2 separate regions of the Homo sapiens genome follow, and region 1 is linked to region 2. Evidence: chromatin contacts called from ENCODE Hi-C data. All regions are on one chromosome and are shown on one strand. The core of a region is the stretch at or near the end of the contact, and the rest is flanking DNA. Distances in the headings are between cores, read along the strand shown. Region 1 overlaps CYFIP2 (cytoplasmic FMR1 interacting protein 2). Region 2 holds the start of HAND1 (heart and neural crest derivatives expressed 1).

What was found. A loop is a pair of places that touch in the nucleus more often than their neighbours do. Pooled maps may share reads with other maps.
Region 1: a map of sigmoid colon shows a loop between it and region 2 (6-fold over the local background). The contact joins the enhancer-like site here to the promoter of HAND1 in region 2. A Hi-C loop is called at or near these places in 1 of 168 maps with a recorded cell type or tissue (sigmoid colon) and 3 of 50 pooled maps.

The regions. Positions count from the first base shown.
Region 1 is chr5:157,383,630-157,386,772 of GRCh38, reverse strand. All of the region lies in intron 28 of CYFIP2 (cytoplasmic FMR1 interacting protein 2), which reads right to left. All of the region lies in intron 1 of NIPAL4-DT (NIPAL4 divergent transcript), which reads left to right. Among named protein-coding and RNA genes, the nearest start is that of FNDC9, 40 kb to the right of the region's middle. Within about 2 kb of position 1,613, at least 15 of the 41 ENCODE cell types and tissues checked have a DNase peak (open chromatin) inside an H3K27ac peak, as active enhancers do; they include sigmoid colon, where a contact is called at or near this core.
Region 2 is chr5:154,476,971-154,480,213 of GRCh38, reverse strand. HAND1 (heart and neural crest derivatives expressed 1) reads left to right here and starts at 1,987. Exons shown (of 2, transcript NM_004821.3): 1 at 1,987-2,748. The coding sequence starts at 2,206. RefSeq lists a silencer at 14-63 and an enhancer at 30-539.

The sequences.
Region 1 (3,143 bases), core at 364-2,863, 2.9 Mb before region 2:
AATTTTTGCATTTTTAGTAGAGATGGGGTTTCACCACGTTGGCCAGGCTGGTCTTGAACTCCTGACCTCACATGATCCACCCACCTTGGCCTCCCAAAGTGCTGGGATTCCAGGTGTGAGCCACCATGCCCAGCCCACCATCCTTATACATAACATCGTGTGAGCTACCGCTGAGCATTTTGTTAGGATGAATACTTAGTAACTGAAGGGTCAATGAGTATAAATATTGTAAAAGGCATCTGCTATACAGTGGCAAACTATTCTCAAGGAAAGTTGATCCGTGTGCATCTACCTGTGTGAAGCCTGTTCCTTGTACCCTCATGAATACTCCTGTATCCCAGACTGGGCAACATAGTGACACCTCATCTCTATAAAAATAAAAAAAAAATTATCCAGGTATGGTGTTGTGCGCCTGTCATCCCAGCTTCTCGGGAGGCTGAGGCAGGAAGATTGCTTGAGCCTGGGAGGCTGAGGCTGCAGTGAGCTGTGATCACACCACTGCACTCCAGCTTGGGTGACAGGCAAAGACCCTGTCTCAATAATAATAATAAAATTATTCCATTCAGAAATAGTCTTCATCAACTTGAGATGAAAAATTTTAAAAATTTTACCTCATTCTTTGAATGTGCATTTCACTGATTACTGGTAAGGCCAGATACTTTTCCGTGTGTGTTAACATTGTATTTTTTTATGTTGTGAGTTTTCTTTCACATCTTGTCTTTTGGTATGTCTATCATTTTCTCTTTGCTTTGAAAATGTGCTTTATAGCTCGCTTCCTGCAAATACCCTCAATTTGCAGTTTGGTGTTATGTAGGGAGGGGAGTGTTTAACATAGCTTTTATCCATTTCTTTTCTATTCCCCTCGGTGGGGAGTATTTCTCTTTCTGCCCTTCTTATGTGAGTTTAACAAGGGGATAGAGAAAACATTTGTGAAGCTGTGCCGGAATCATCAATATTCCTTCTCTATAACTTTGAGAAGGAATATGTAACAATATTCCTTCTCAAAAACCTCAATGTTTTTTGAATTCTTATGCTTCTATTATTTGCTCGTGATAACAAGAAAGGCAGGTAAAGCAGCTATGATCCCATTACATAGATGGTAAAATAAAGATTGAGAAAAATGGCTTGCACTAGATAATTCAGGGGTGGAGAAGGGACAAGGATCCCTGTCTTTTAACCTCCCCCAGCCCCAAGTTTTTCTTCTTGGTGATAGTGTGGGGCAACAAACCAGGTCACTTCAATTTGTCTCAAACAAATGCAAAGAATGCAATACTGCTCAAGCTTCCCGGCTTTAAATATGTTGCAGACTTCCTCTGTCACCTCCTAGATATCTTACGAGTACCCTGTGCCCAAACCTTCTCAGAAGTTAATATTTTGTTAACTTTTCTTTGGTTCATGGAATGACTAAGTTTTGGACTATTTCTTGAGGAATGGGAGACTTATAAAACTAGCATTTCCTGTCTCACAGAATGTCTAGGCTTTTATTTGTTAAACACTAGGCATTTGACAGACTGAGATTTCTATCAGTCCCAAGGAAATGGTGTTCACCAGAACAGGGAAGGAATTCACAGTCCTCTAAGTGGAAACACATGCCAGACTTCGGAGTGAGAGGCGGGATGCCTGCAGGATGACAGCAGCAGTGGAGCAGACACATTCACATGTCACTCACTGGGTTTTCTCCCTAAAAGGAAATCACTGGAGAGGATCTCCTCTGTTTAGCCTCTGCAGGCCAAAAAAGAAAATGTGTGTGCTCTACAGTATCTGAGTTCTCTCTCTGGTGAGTCAAAGAACCCAACCACCATTAGCTGCTTTTTTTTTTTTTTTTTTTTTTTTGAGATGGAGTCTTGCTCTGTTGCCCAGGCTGGAGTGCAGTGGCATGATCTCAGCTCACTGCAGCCTCCACCTCTTGGGTTCAAGCAATTCTCCTGCCTCAGCCTCCCAAGTAGCTGGGATTACAAGTGCCCGCCACCACGCCTGGCTAATTTTTGTGTTTTTGGTAGAGTTGGGGTTTCACCATGTTGGCCAGGCTGGTCTCGACCTCCTGACCTGAGGTGATCCGCCTGCCTCGGCCTTCCAAAGTGCTGGGATTACAGGTGTGAGCCACCGCGCCCGGCCCCATGATTAGCTTTTAATCACCATTTTCAGAAGGAGGTTGGTGGCATGCGGGGGCCGGGCTGGGGTGGCTTCCTCAGCATGACGTCTGTGCAGATGAGGCTTTGCATCGTGCTCCAAAAATACTTACCATGTTTTGCCAGAAGAGAGGCCACCTTCTGTCCTCCGCTGAGGATTTGAGTCCTTTTGCCCTTGGTGAGAACACCAAAGAGGACCGCCGGAATGCGAGTTCAAAAGCAGATTTCAATCCTAAATCTCTTAAACAGTCAGCATTGGCTTGTCTCACTAGAATACCCTGTTTCTCTTCTAGAATTCTTCCCCTGCCTGCCCCCAAAATGTGAAGCTTGCTGAAATCAACTTGAAAGGAGATAGCACATGCCTTTTGTTTCTCCGCTCTCCCCCTATTTCTCTTCCTTCCTGCTCCCTGCATAATCTGAATTCTCTGAAGGCAGGGGTCCTGTCTTACTCATCTTGATGTTCATCGTGACTCGTACTGGTTTTTAACAATTACAGAATAACATATAAGCTCATTCACCCTTGTTAGAACACTACAGAAAAGGCTGAAGTCTTCTTTCTCTCCCACTCTATTCTATCTCATCTCTCTTCAGAGGTTGCCACCATGATAAACTAGGTAGACATCATTCCAGACATTTTCAGAAGAGTTTTATATGGTTTTGTTGTGTGCATTTAAAAAAAGCCATCATCCTGCATGAACTGTAGTGCAGCTTGCTTCATCCAATTGACTGTGCCTATGATCTATCCACACTGATGCAACAAGATCTAATTTTGCCTTTTCATTATGTATTAAGTACATACGTGATATGCAATAACCTGGCATTTTATTTAATCAATGCTTTACTATTAGATGTTTGGGTTGTTTCTAGTTTTTGCTTTAACAAACAATGTTACATAAGCATCTAGTGTTCCGTTAAGTGTTTCTTTAGCAAAAGTATCCAGAAGTGAACTGCTGGCTCACAGAGTATGTGGAGTTTTAATTTTCAGAGGCAAAGTAACAGATTCTTGATATCTAC
Region 2 (3,243 bases), core at 738-3,237:
GGCCAGGGAGGCTTGGGACCCCGCAGAGCCGCCGCAGCAGCGGGCCCCCAGCGCTCCCTCCCCGCGTGCCTCCGGCTCCGCGCTCTGCCCTACCCCAGCGCTGCTGGCGCCAGGCGCCGGGGAGAGCGGGGGGTTTCCAGCCCGCCTCGGGCAGGAAACCAGGACCTCCCTGCACCACCCCCCCATGCACCTCCAGGGCCCACAGCCCTGCTGAGCTCCCACAGGTGGAACCAGCAGGCCCAGGCTTTTGTCTCCGTCACTCCTGTATGTAACCCCCCACCCTTCATTCACTCTCTTGTCCAGGAGTGGAATTCCACTCATCCACTCCCTACCGGACCTCGAGAAAATCGCTCTTCTTCTCTGGGCTTCACGTTCCATATCTGTTCAAGGAGAGAATGGGCCTTTCTCCCTCTGTCTTTGGACTAGTAACTATGATAGGCACATAGTAGGCATCAATAAATAATTGTTGAATGAATGGGTGAATGATTTGCCTTCTAAAAAGAGCACTCACATTAACTTCTCCTTTCCCCCTCCCCTCGACTTTGCTTTGAAGAGAGGCACACTCCCTCTACCACACCGAGGGAGGGGGCGTTGAGCTGAGAAAGGTTGAGAGAATGAGGGACCCAGGTAGGTGGACATCGGCCAAGAAAGGAACCACAGCGGGAGGTAAGACCGAGAGTCCCCAGCTTGAAGCGTCACCACTCCGGGATTCCCAGATTCCAACGCGAGCCTGGGGAAAGCCCACAGTGGAGAGAGTCCGGCTGGCAGGGAATGGCCCTACCCCCGGGGTGAAATCTCGGAGGGTCGTGCAGCCGAGTCGCGCCTCTGCGCTGATGCGTGAGAGATGCCGGACGTCGCGTTTGCCTGTGCGAGCCTCGCGGATGCTGTGCAGTCTTGGTCCCCTCTGCGTGTGTCTAACGCCGAATGCTGGTGTCTCGAGGTGTGAGCTTCGGGGCCGGTGTCTTTAAAGAACCAAAGATTCTTAAGGAGTGATGATCTGGGTAGAGCGGCCCGACGTAGCCGCGCTCCCAGGTCTCGGTGCGAGTCCTGCGGACAGACCAGAGGAGACCTGCTGGCCAGATGCCCCGGGCCCAAGGCGGACGCCAGACTGTCTCTGCGCCAGCCGGGCTGGCCTTCGGAATGGATCAGGCACCCGGGAGGCCGGAGTGGATCTCAGACCCTCAAGCCGGGAACAAACCCGTCGATGCCCGTGGGCCTGGAGTCCGCCTCCTCCTTCCCGCCCCACCCCTACCCCTGCCTCCGAAAGGCTTCTTCGCTGGTCAGTAGCTGCGTGCCCGTCTGCCTGAGGCTGGGTCAGAATTGGCGGGCTGGTAACGACCCCGTGCACAAGCGGCTCCCAGTCTCTCCAGAAAGGGCCGATGACTAAGGGGTGGGGGTGGGGGCGGAGGGCTGGAAGGTGTTAGGGAAGAACGTTAGCGGCCTATCCTGTCTTCAGCAGCGCCCTCTCATCTTCTAGCTCTGACGCCGAGCAGAGCAGTTGGAGCTCGGGACTGGGAACTGCTGGAATTCCTATTTAGACTTCTAGACAGTCTAGAAACAAGAACCTTTCTTTCCCTGGGCCTCAGTTTCCTTGTCTGTAAAATCAAAAGGCGGGCTCTAGGTGTAGGCCTTCTTTTCGCTTGGTGATTCTGGATTCCTTTCCTTGGATCCGTGGGGAGGGGGTGGCAGCAACAGTCCAGGGCGTTGGCCGTCCTGTGCCTCAAGTACGTAGTCCCCGTGCCCGCCCCCTCAACACCCCCAGCAGCCCGCCCCCCTAAGCCCGCAGAGCAGGGAGCTGAGTGGGAGGGGCAGAGGCGGGGCCGGTTCCCAGTCCCTGCTGGCGGACTAGAGTGGCGCGGGCTGAGCGTAAAACCTGGGATAGCCACTCCCCCTTTTCCTTATCCCCGCCCCCCTGCCATTGGCTCCCGGGAGAGGTTGACATCAAAGCCGCGGTCTTATATAAGCCAGATCCGCAGGGGAGTCCGCAGAAGGGTTAAACAGGTCTTTGGGCTTCGGCGACCTCGCCCGCGGCAGAAACCGGTAAGAAGACAGTGGGCTGCGCGTCTCATTTTCAGCCTTGCCCGGACTCTCCCAAAGCCGGCGCCCAGTAGTGGCTCCAGAGCCCACAGGTGGCCCCCGGCAGTCTCTGGGGCGCATGGAGCGGCGTTAATAGGGCTGGCGGCGCAGGCCAGTAGCCGCTCCAACATGAACCTCGTGGGCAGCTACGCACACCATCACCACCATCACCACCCGCACCCTGCGCACCCCATGCTCCACGAACCCTTCCTCTTCGGTCCGGCCTCGCGCTGTCATCAGGAAAGGCCCTACTTCCAGAGCTGGCTGCTGAGCCCGGCTGACGCTGCCCCGGACTTCCCTGCGGGCGGGCCGCCGCCCGCGGCCGCTGCAGCCGCCACCGCCTATGGTCCTGACGCCAGGCCTGGGCAGAGCCCCGGGCGGCTGGAGGCGCTTGGCGGCCGTCTTGGCCGGCGGAAAGGCTCAGGACCCAAGAAGGAGCGGAGACGCACTGAGAGCATTAACAGCGCATTCGCGGAGTTGCGCGAGTGCATCCCCAACGTGCCGGCCGACACCAAGCTCTCCAAGATCAAGACTCTGCGCCTAGCCACCAGCTACATCGCCTACCTGATGGACGTGCTGGCCAAGGATGCACAGTCTGGCGATCCCGAGGCCTTCAAGGCTGAACTCAAGAAGGCGGATGGCGGCCGTGAGAGCAAGCGGAAAAGGGAGCTGGTGAGTCCTGGGGCTTGCATGCTCCAGCCAAGGGTGCAGGAGCGGTGAGCAGCCTCAGGCCATGCAGGTAGTCGAAGGAGGCTGTGTTGTCCTGTGTCCGATTTGGAAAGGTTGGGAAGAGTTCTGAGATGGTTGGTCACAGCGTGCGATCCTGTGCATGGAGGGAGGCAGATTCGTCATAGAATTCATTTGTAATACGGGAGAGTGTTTGTAATACTGAGTGAATAATCTGTTTGGAGCCTCGGACCCTCCAAAAATGCACACACCACAGGTTTTGCTTCCAATTTGGAGAAGTCCTGATTCATTCCTGGGCTCTCCTGGAAGCCAGGTTAAGAATATGTGTTAAAGTTCTTTACTTTGAGTTTGAATTTATGTGCCCGGGCTCGGTTCCTGTTTTCAAAGGGCCTTTGCTGGACCGGCTAGTCTACTTCCATCATTGTATAAATAGGGAAACTGAGGGCCCAGAGTGGGTCGGGGCAGGAAAAGCACCTATCT